Linked DNA regions of Homo sapiens: region 1 is linked to region 2. A link is a contact called in ENCODE POLR2A ChIA-PET data. All regions are on one chromosome and are shown on one strand. The core of a region is the stretch at or near the end of the contact, and the rest is flanking DNA. Distances in the headings are between cores, read along the strand shown. Region 1 holds the start of HOXC4 (homeobox C4). Region 2 holds the start of ESPL1 (extra spindle pole bodies like 1, separase).

Region 1 (4,949 bases), core at 363-2,862, 790 kb after region 2:
CTGCGCCGCCGCCGACACAAAGAGTGCGGGCGATTCCGCGAGACTGATTTATGACGTTTTACAGCCCTATAAAAGCTGTAGCGACGAGGCAAGCGCTCCTACCACCGCTGGCAGATTTAGTCTAATAAATAAAACATAAACAGTTAACTTTATGTGTCACTTTTATTGTTATCAAGTAAAATATAGCTGAGCCCTGGCAAGCTATGATTTTAAACTATAATTGTTATCAAGTACAACAAGGGGACCCGGCTCCCTCCCTGGGCTCTCCCCTCCGCTACCCCCCGCAACTCTGAGTTATGGGCGATCAGTTAATTGGAATCGGTGGCATGACAGGACCACCCCTAGCTGGGGGGGGGGGGTGGTGGTTAGGAAAGCAGCTTTTCCTGGCCCCCTCCCTCCTCTACGGCCCTGTCACCCCCCTCCATCAGAGTATTACTGTGAGTGGGTGGCAGAGAGAGAGCAGGGGGTGTGAATGGGCTGGAGACCCCAAAGGCTGGCCGTGCCTCCCCAACTTGGTGAGCTTAGCCTTCCGTTTTTGGAAAGCAGCCTGGAGCTGGCCTTTAGGAATTCGTGTTTACATGTAAACACACGTGTTACATGGATACAGCTCCTAGCCAGAAGCAAGCAGGCTCTACCCACACAGGCCTCCCTCTTAGCTAGGTCTGCCCTCTGTGGGGACAGAGAAAGAACTCTCAGGATCTTGGCTGGGCACCATCACAGGGCACTGACTCCTGGCAGAAAGCTCTCCTCCTTGCCCCAGCTCCTTGGAGATAATTGTCAGAAAATAGCAGGCCGGGCTGAATGGGGAGTGGAAACAGAAGCCAGCAGTAGAAGAGATCCTCTGCTCTGGGGCTGGGGCAGGGAGGGTCAGTGGGTAGCAGGGGAAGGCGAGACTTCTGAACTCTGCTTTTGCCAACCACTTCCTGTCTCTCTTCAGCGGGGGCTCAACCCCCAGACCTCCAGAAATGACGTCAGAATCATTTGCATCCCGCTGCCTCTACCTGCCTGGTCCAGCTGGGACCCTGCCTCGCCGGCCGCATGGCCAGAGGGTTGGGTGAGTGTGTATGGGGAAGAGGGGCTGGACTCTGGTATCCTTGGATGGGGGGCACTCCAGGCTCTCCAGCCTCCTCGGCTCAGCCTGGGCCCCTCCCCATCCAACATCCACTCCAGTCCTCATTCAACTTCCTCTTCCTGCGAAAGAGGGGCGCTGCCCCGTGACCTACACAGACTGAGACACGATCGCCATGAATGGAGACCTCTGGAAAAGCTCAGGAGCCGAGGCCCACGGGGCCCAGCAGAGGCCTGAGGGGAGACCCTGGGCGGGGGCTGAATCACTGCCTCCCGACAGTCCCCCAATGCCCGGGCTTTGGAGGGGAGCCGGGAGCTTCCCATCTCCTTTTGCAGGGGAGGGTTGTCAGTCTGGCGGGATGTGCACTGGGGGCACTCCAACCTCTGCTAGCTAACCCCACATCACCACCCACCCCCGCCTCCCAGCACCACCACCACCACACACACAAAAAAATTGGATACATTTTGAATAAAGCGATTCGGTTCCTTATCCGGGGACTGGGTTGCTCCGTGTGATTGGCCGGAGGAGTCACATGGTGAAAGTAACTTTACAGGGTCGCTAGCTAGTAGGAGGGCTTTATGGAGCAGAAAAACGACAAAGCGAGAAAAATTATTTTCCACTCCAGAAATTAATGATCATGAGCTCGTATTTGATGGACTCTAACTACATCGATCCGAAATTTCCTCCATGCGAAGAATATTCGCAAAATAGCTACATCCCTGAACACAGTCCGGAATATTACGGCCGGACCAGGGAATCGGGATTCCAGCATCACCACCAGGAGCTGTACCCACCACCGCCTCCGCGCCCTAGCTACCCTGAGCGCCAGTATAGCTGCACCAGTCTCCAGGGGCCCGGCAATTCGCGAGGCCACGGGCCGGCCCAGGCGGGCCACCACCACCCCGAGAAATCACAGTCGCTCTGCGAGCCGGCGCCTCTCTCAGGCGCCTCCGCCTCCCCGTCCCCAGCCCCGCCAGCCTGCAGCCAGCCAGCCCCCGACCATCCCTCCAGCGCCGCCAGCAAGCAACCCATAGTCTACCCATGGATGAAAAAAATTCACGTTAGCACGGGTAGGCAACTTTGCTTTTTGCTCCCCCCCTCCCTCCCTTCTTCCCTAGCGCTCCCCACCCTCCTCGGCCCCCTCTGGCCCCCGTCCTCCTTTCTCTCCTTCCCCCTCTCTCTCCAGGAGCGACTCTGGGTTAGCACAATTGAACTGGATTTACGAGCGAGAATGGGTAATTACATCCCCCATAAATTTTATGGCTTAGCTACTCTGGGCAGTCCGAGCCATGTGCTACGATCTGTTATGTATGTGTGAAAACTATGCTCGCTTTCTAAGGGCGCATAAATAATTCAGTGTCGTTACAATGAGGATTCCCCTCTTATTACACTACAAAGTCTTCAGCTTCCTTCAACTTCTTTATAACCCATTTAAGCTTGATGACTTTATTTCCACCACTCCCTCCTCCTGTTTCTCAGAGCTGAGGATGGGGTGAGGGTGGGGGGCGGGGAGCCTGCTGCCTCTGAACCCCACTATTTGCTTTTCCCCTCCCCCCAGTGAACCCCAATTATAACGGAGGGGAACCCAAGCGCTCGAGGACAGCCTATACCCGGCAGCAAGTCCTGGAATTAGAGAAAGAGTTTCATTACAACCGCTACCTGACCCGAAGGAGAAGGATCGAGATCGCCCACTCGCTGTGCCTCTCTGAGAGGCAGATCAAAATCTGGTTCCAAAACCGTCGCATGAAATGGAAGAAGGACCACCGACTCCCCAACACCAAAGTCAGGTCAGCACCCCCGGCCGGCGCTGCGCCCAGCACCCTTTCGGCAGCTACCCCGGGTACTTCTGAAGACCACTCCCAGAGCGCCACGCCGCCGGAGCAGCAACGGGCAGAGGACATTACCAGGTTATAAAACATAACTCACACCCCTGCCCCCACCCCATGCCCCCACCCTCCCCTCACACACAAATTGACTCTTATTTATAGAATTTAATATATATATATATATATATATATATAGGTTCTTTTCTCTCTTCCTCTCACCTTGTCCCTTGTCAGTTCCAAACAGACAAAACAGATAAACAAACAAGCCCCCTGCCCTCCTCTCCCTCCCACTGTTAAGGACCCTTTTAAGCATGTGATGTTGTCTTAGCATGGTACCTGCTGGGTGTTTTTTTTTAAAAGGCCATTTTGGGGGGTTATTTATTTTTTAAGAAAAAAAGCTGCAAAAATTATATATTGCAAGGTGTGATGGTCTGGCTTGGGTGAATTTCAGGGGAAATGAGGAAAAGAAAAAAGGAAAGAAATTTTAAAGCCAATTCTCATCCTTCTCCTCCTCCTCCTTCCCCCCCTCTTTCCTTAGGCCTTTTGCATTGAAAATGCACCAGGGGAGGTTAGTGAGGGGGAAGTCATTTTAAGGAGAACAAAGCTATGAAGTTCTTTTGTATTATTGTTGGGGGGGGGTGTGGGAGGAGAGGGGGCGAAGACAGCAGACAAAGCTAAATGCATCTGGAGAGCCTCTCAGAGCTGTTCAGTTTGAGGAGCCAAAAGAAAATCAAAATGAACTTTCAGTTCAGAGAGGCAGTCTATAGGTAGAATCTCTCCCCACCCCTATCGTGGTTATTGTGTTTTTGGACTGAATTTACTTGATTATTGTAAAACTTGCAATAAAGAATTTTAGTGTCGATGTGAAATGCCCCGTGATCAATAATAAACCAGTGGATGTGAATTAGTTTTACGTCAATGTCTGATGGTTTCTTTTTATTCCCCTCCCTCTCTGGCCTGGTAACATCCCATCTTCTCTATAGTTGCCTAAGTTTACTTTAAACAAACACACAAATCTTAGCTCTCCATTAGTCTTCCAATGTCCTTAGAAGAACAAGCAAGGGGGTTGGGGTATGGGATCTTCAGAAGAGGGGATGTGGAAGATTAAGGCTGATTTCTCCAGTCCCCTTCCTTCCCCCTGAGTCTGCAGAGAGACCAGACTCCTCTGGGGGCACTTCAGTGGAGCTGAGGGTGGGGAGTGTCTCACTTTTCTATAGTTAGGTACAGTTTCTTCTTTTTGTCTTTTCTCTCTCTTCCCTTCTCCCTCCTCTGTGCTGAGTAGGCCTGCCTACTTTGTAGACAAGGGGGCAAGTTTAGGGAGTGGGAAGGAGAATAGTTTTCTTTCATCTTTTAGGGCTCTTTTGGGATGAGGGATTAAGGAAGACATCCCCTCAACATTTGAGTTCTTAAAAGAAGGAAGGTTTTGAGCTGGTGACTCTGAAGCAGCAAAGTCACCTGTCAGGATGCCTTCTCTGTTTGTTTAGGCTTGGAAAAAAGACTGGCCAGAGGCCTGGGAGGTACCCTTGTTATGGATAGGCCTCAAAGGCTGATGCCTGGAGATAATAAAAGACTTTTACCTTTTTATTCTCTAACTTTTATTATGGACCTGCCAGGTGTTGCGAAGAGACTTAGGGAGAGTCAAGGACCACCCTCTCTTCCTATAACCTCCCAGGTCCTGGCAGCGTATGGGGATAGCCTGAACAAGTTTCTCTGGCTGTAAAGAAATAAATTAATTAAATAAATTTGTTTCCTTGGGGCTAAAAAAGAAACAAAAAATCTTGCCTGGATTACCTGAATACATTCAAGCCAAAGGCTCCCAAATAATTCTGGTCCTGAGATCCAGGCCCTAGCAAGGCCTGCTTAATTTTTTGCTTGTTTGTTAGGAGAAGGTGGGAGGAGGGCTGTTGGTGACCTTCTTCTCGGACGATTTATCCATATTTCAGGAAGAAAGGCAATTAGAAGTAGAAGACAGAGGGAGAAGAGATCTAGGGTATGCAGGGAAGCCAGGGATACCCCTTCCCCCTATCCCCAAATTCTGGAGTGAAAGGCAACAG
Region 2 (5,641 bases), core at 2,733-5,232:
TTACTTATTCATTTATTTTTGAGATGGAGTCTCGCTCTGTCGCCCAGGCTGGAGTGCAGTGGCACGATGGCCCTTGGCTCACTGCAAGCTCCGCCTCCCAGGTTCACGCCATTCTCCTGCCTCAGCCTCCCAAGTAGCTGGGACCACAGGCGCCCGCCACCACGCCCGGCTAATTTTTTGTATTTTTAGTAGAGATGGGATTTCACCGTGTTAGCCTAGATGGTCTCAATCTCCTGACCTCGTGATCCACCCACCTTGGCCTCCCAAAGTGCTGGGATTACAGGCGTGAGCCACCGCGCCTGGCCAATTTTTTTTTTTTTTTTGAGATGGAGTCTCGCTCTTGTCACACAGGCTAGAGTGCAATGGCACAATCGCAACTCACTGCAACCTCCACCTCTGGGTTCAAGCGATTCTCCTGCCTCAACCTCCCAAGTAGCTGGGATTACAGGTGCCCACCACCATGCCTGGCTAATTTTTTTTTTTTTGAGACAGGGTCTCACTCCAGGCTGGAGTACAATGGCATGATCTCGGCTCACTGCAACCTCTGCCTCCCGGGTTCAAGCGATTCTCCTGCCTCAGCCTCCGAAGTAGCTGGGATTATAGGTGCCCACCACTATACCCGGCTAATTTTTTTGTATTTTTATTAGAGATGGGGTTTCACCATGTTAGTCAGGCAGGTCTCGAACTCCTGACCTCAGGTGATCCGCCCGCCTCGGCCTCCCAAAGTGCTGGGATTACAGGCGTGAGCCACCGCGCTTGGCCTCATGCTTTATTTTTTTTGAGCTGGGTTCCTGCTATGTTGGCCAGCCTGGAGTGCAGTGGCTATTCTCAAGTGAAATCATAGCTCACTACATCCTTGAAGTCCTGGGCTCAAGCAATCCTCCTGCCTCAGCCTCCTCCCAGCCTCAGCCTCCTGAGTAGCTGGGATGTTAGGCATGCACCATCACATCCAGCTATTATTTATTTATTTATTTATTTTTGGTAGAGACAGGGTCCCACTATGTTGCCCAGGCTGGTCTCAAACTCCTGGGCTCAAGGGATCCTCTCACCTCGGCCTCCCAAAGCGTTGGGATTATAGGTGTAAGCCACTATTCCTGGCCAAAACATGTTTTTTTTTTGTTTTTTTTTTTTTAAGACAGAGTGTCGCTCTATCGCCCAGGCTGGAGTGCAGTGGCGCGATCTCAGTTCACTGCAAACTCTGCCTCCCAGGTTCACGCCATTCTCCTGCCTCAGCCTCCCGAGTAGCTGGGACTACAGGCGCCCACCACTGCGCCCGGCTAATTTTTTTGTATTTTTAGTAGAGACGGGGTTTCACTGTGTTAGCCAGGATGGTCTCAATCTTCTGACCTCGTGATCCACCCGCCTCAGTCTCCCAAAGTGCTGGGATTACAGACCTGAGTCACCGCGCCACACGTTTTTTAATGACTGCCATCATCGTTAGGGTCTTCAAGGCTATCTGAGGCCTTCTTCTATTTGAGGCTAAAAGAACTCCTGGAGGTAGTGAGGCTTGATGTTACTGTCCCCATTTCACTGAGAAGGAACAAATTAGAACTGGCACTAGAACCTGGCTCCTCTGTCCTGTCTCATTTTCAAAGCTCTTTCCATCATCCTGTGCTGCCTCTATAAGTTTGTGATTCACATGAGGAAATAATGTGACTCAAGTTCGTATTAGTCAGCATTTATTGATCTGTTGATACTTAAAGTACTTCTTGTAAGAAGTAGAAAATAAAAAAGAAAAAAGAAAACAAAAGCAAAACAAAAAACAAACAAACAAGAAATAAAAAATAATAAGCTCTCTGCCCTTGAGGAGTTTAGAATTAAGTAGGTATGATAGGCTGGGCATGGCCAGGCACGGTGGCTCATGCTTGTAATCCCGGCATTTTGGGAGGCTGAGGCAGGTGGATCACTTGAGGTCAGGAGTTTGAGACCAGCCTGGCCAACATGGTGAAACTCCGTCCCTACTAAAAATACAAAACATTAGCTGGGCATGGTGATGGGTGCCTGTAATCCCAGCTACTTGGGAGGCTGAGGCAGGAGAATCACTTGAACCCGGAGGCAGAGGTTGCAGTGAGCTGAGATCACGCCATTGCACTCTAGCCTGGGTGACAAGAGCGAAACTCCGTCTCAAAAAAAAAAAAAAAAAAAGGCTGGGCATAGTGGCTCACGCCTGTAATTGTAGCACATTGAGAGGCTAAGGCCGGAGGATCACTTGAGCTCAGGAGTTCAAGACCAACCTGGGCATCATAGTGAGACCTCGTTTCTATCTTAAAAAAAGAAGAAAAAAGTAGGTATAATAAAATACGTTGGGAAAAAGTCCTAGAATGCTTGCTAAACAATAGGTAAATGAACACTGATAGCTAAGGTGTAAGCAAGAGGAATTGAGTACTGTGATGAATAATTTTCTTTTGGGTTTTTTTTGTTTGTTTGTTTGTTTTTTGGTTTTTTTTTTTTTGAGACAGAGTCGTCTCGCTCTGTAGCCCAGGCTGGAGTGCAGTGGCGCGATCTTGGCTCACTGCAAGCTCCGCTTCCCGGGTTCACGCCGTTCTCCTAGCGCAGCCTCCCGAGTAGCTGGGACTACAGGAGCCTGCAACCACGCCCGGCTAATTTTTTGTATTTTTAGTAGAGACGGGGTTTCACCATGTTGGCCAGGATTGTCTCGATCTCCTGACCTCGTGATCCGCCCGCCTCGGTCTCTCAAAGTGCTGGGATTACAGGCGTGAGCCACCGCGCCCGGCCTTTTTTTTGGTTTTCTTTTTTGAGACAGAGTCTTGCTCTGTCACCCAGACTGCAGTACAGTGGCGGGATCTCAGCTCACTGCAACCTCCGCTTCCCGGGTTCAAGCGATCCTCCCAAGTAGCTGGGACTACAGGCCCCCGATGCCACAGCAGCTAATTTTTGTATTTTTAGTAGAGATGGGGTTTCACCATGTTGGTCAGGCTGGTTCTCAAGTGATCCACCCACCTCGGCCTCCTAAAGTGCTGGGATTATAGGCGTGAGCCACCGCGCCCGGCCTTCTTTTCTTTCTTTTTACAAAAATAATCTTCCCTGCTAGATTCTCAACTCATAAAAGAGCTCTATGATGATGGAGAAGGATGAGTTATCCAGTAGAGTTCATCAGCGACAAGCTGATAACCACTTTTGAGCTGAATTCTTTGGTGGAGGAAGGAAAGAGACAGCTGAATCTGTGTTTGGGGAAGTGGTTAGTACTTAAAAACATAAGCCATTAAAGACTGTGAAATATCCCAGGGAATGAATTTCCATAGTTCTTCCTGCTACTCACAACTCCCACCCCACCCCACTACCCTCTCTCCCCCATCGAAGAGCACCAGATCTTGTCTTTCTCATACAACCAATAGAAGGAGTAAGGCTGGAAGGCAGAGAGAGAGCTGGAGGTCGCTACGGGTACTCATTGTAGTTCCCCTAGAAAACCATCTTTAAAATAATTTCGTAGGAAGTTGGGCGTGGCGGTGCACGCCCGTAGTCAGCACTTTGGGAGGCTGAGGTGGGAGGATCACTTAAGCCCGGGAGTTTGAAGCTGCAGTGAGCTGTGATCACGCCACTGCACTCCAGCCTGTGTGTCAGAGCAAGACCCTATCAAAAAAAAAATTCGTAGAAGTCTAAGCCCTTTTTTTCTAGTAACCCAAACCGCGTGAGTTCCTAAGTTCTTTTTGTTATTTCTCTTCTCTTGAAACTTAAACTCTTGCCTGAGCTCTGAAGATAAAGGAGGAAAAGGGGTGGCATTACCGATAGCGACTAAGCGACAGGTAGCTGAGAAACTGAGCTCTGACTGGAAAAAAGGGGGAAACCCGCACCCCCAAGAGGCCCTAACGCGCAGAGCAGCAAGACCCTCCGGGGCGCCGCGGGAGCGCGCAGCGCGGCGGGTAAACTACAACTCCCAGCGTGCCGCGCGCCCGGCGTTGCGCCGCGCCCGCTGATTGGCAGCCGCGGATATTTGAAAGGAGGGTCTGGCGCGGAAAACGAAGGTTACATTTTGGATCCTCGCGGAGTACTGGTCAGGCGGTTAAGTCCTGTACCTAGGAAAGAGGGCGAGCTCTGGGGCGGTAAGGCCGGAAGGGACTCGTGAGCGTGGGTACGTGCTGAAGTGAAGGGGATCCCCAGCGCTGACGCGAGGAGAGGCGTGGGTGGCTCCTGGAGGGAGTGTCGGGAGGCCTTGGGACTGCCCCGGGCCGCTGAAGGGCTGGGCCGAGGCCTCTGGGGTAGCGCGGCGAGTGGTGTGGTAGTGCGGTCGGGGATCTGCCCGGAGGAAGGAAGAGCGGAATCGTCCTTTTATAACGGGAGCACGGCGTCCTGGCGTGGGTTTTCTCCCCGATGAAATTTCTGATGTGATTCTTTGCCTCCTTCCACGACCTTCAGCCCTCTTCCCTTCCTCCAGTTAGCTTCATTAACAATCTTCTCTAATTGGTCTCCTTTTCCCTAGCTCTCCGGTGTCATGAGGAGCTTCAAAAGAGTCAACTTTGGGACTCTGCTAAGCAGCCAGAAGGAGGCTGAAGAGTTGCTGCCCGCCTTGAAGGTGGGGGTGCTGCCTGGCTCGGGATACACCTGGCTTTCCAAACTGAGCTGTTTTGTGTTTGCCTTTTGAAGAGATGGATAAGTAGGCGACCCTCTCTGAGTAACCCTATTTCTAGTTACTTTCTCTACCTCTTTCCTGCCTTTGCTAGCCCCATTCATATCTTTCTCTACTCCTAGGAGTTCCTGTCCAACCCTCCAGCTGGTTTTCCCAGCAGCCGATCTGATGCTGAGAGGAGACAAGCTTGTGATGCCATCCTGAGGGCTTGCAACCAGCAGCTGACTGCTAAGCTAGCTTGCCCTAGGCATCTGGGGAGCCTGCTGGAGCTGGCAGAGCTGGCCTGTGATGGCTACTTAGTGTCTACCCCACAGCGTCCTCCCCTCTACCTGGAACGAATTCTCTTTGTCTTACTGCGGAATGCTGCTGCACAAGGAAGCCCAGAGGCCACACTCCGCCTTGCTCAGCCCCTCCATGCCTGCTTGGTGCAGTGCTCTCGCGAGGCTGCTCCCCAGGACTATGAGGCCGTGGCTCGGGGCAGCTTTTCTCTGCTTTGGAAGGGGGCAGAAGCCCTGTTGGAACGGCGAGCTGCATTTGCAGCTCGGCTGAAGGCCTTGAGCTTCCTAGTACTCTTGGAGGATGAAAGTACCCCTTGTGAGGTTCCTCACTTTGCTTCTCCAACAGCCTGTCGAGCGGTAGCTGCCCATCAGCTATTTGATGCCAGTGGCCATGGTCTAAATGAAGCAGATGCTGATTTCCTAGATGACCTGCTCTCCAGGCACGTGATCAGAGCCTTGGTGGGTGAGAGAGGGAGCTCTTCTGGGCTTCTTTCTCCCCAGAGGGCCCTCTGCCTCTTGGAGCTCACCTTGGAACACTGCCGTCGCTTTTGCTGGAGCCGCCACCATGACAAAGCCATCAGCGCAGTGGAGAAGGCTCACAGTTACCTAAGGAACACCAATCTAGCCCCTAGCCTTCAGCTATGTCAGCTGGGGGTTAAGCTGCTGCAGGTTGGGGAGGAAGGACCTCAGGCAGTGGCCAAGCTTCTGATCAAGGCATCAGCTGTCCTGAGCAAGAGTATGGAGGCACCATCACCCCCACTTCGGGCATTGTATGAGA

The links. ChIA-PET counts read pairs that join two places held with the same protein, here RNA polymerase II (POLR2A).
Region 1: POLR2A ChIA-PET joins it to region 2 with 14 read pairs in activated CD8-positive, alpha-beta memory T cell. The contact joins the promoter of HOXC4 here to the promoter of ESPL1 in region 2. POLR2A ChIA-PET finds 5 or more read pairs at or near these places in 2 of 52 experiments (activated CD8-positive, alpha-beta memory T cell and activated T-cell).

The regions. Positions count from the first base shown.
Region 1 is chr12:54,052,223-54,057,171 of GRCh38, forward strand. HOXC4 (homeobox C4) reads left to right here and starts at 1,613. Exons shown (of 2, transcript NM_153633.3): 1 at 1,613-2,139; 2 at 2,628-3,808. The coding sequence starts at 1,701. The coding sequence ends at 2,983. RefSeq lists enhancers at 1-390, 391-1,372, 668-827 and a cis regulatory region at 1,404-1,904.
Region 2 is chr12:53,264,317-53,269,957 of GRCh38, forward strand. ESPL1 (extra spindle pole bodies like 1, separase) reads left to right here and starts at 3,983. Exons shown (of 31, transcript NM_012291.5): 1 at 3,983-4,061; 2 at 4,439-4,531; 3 at 4,708-5,641. The coding sequence starts at 4,451. RefSeq lists enhancers at 3,920-4,289, 4,350-4,429.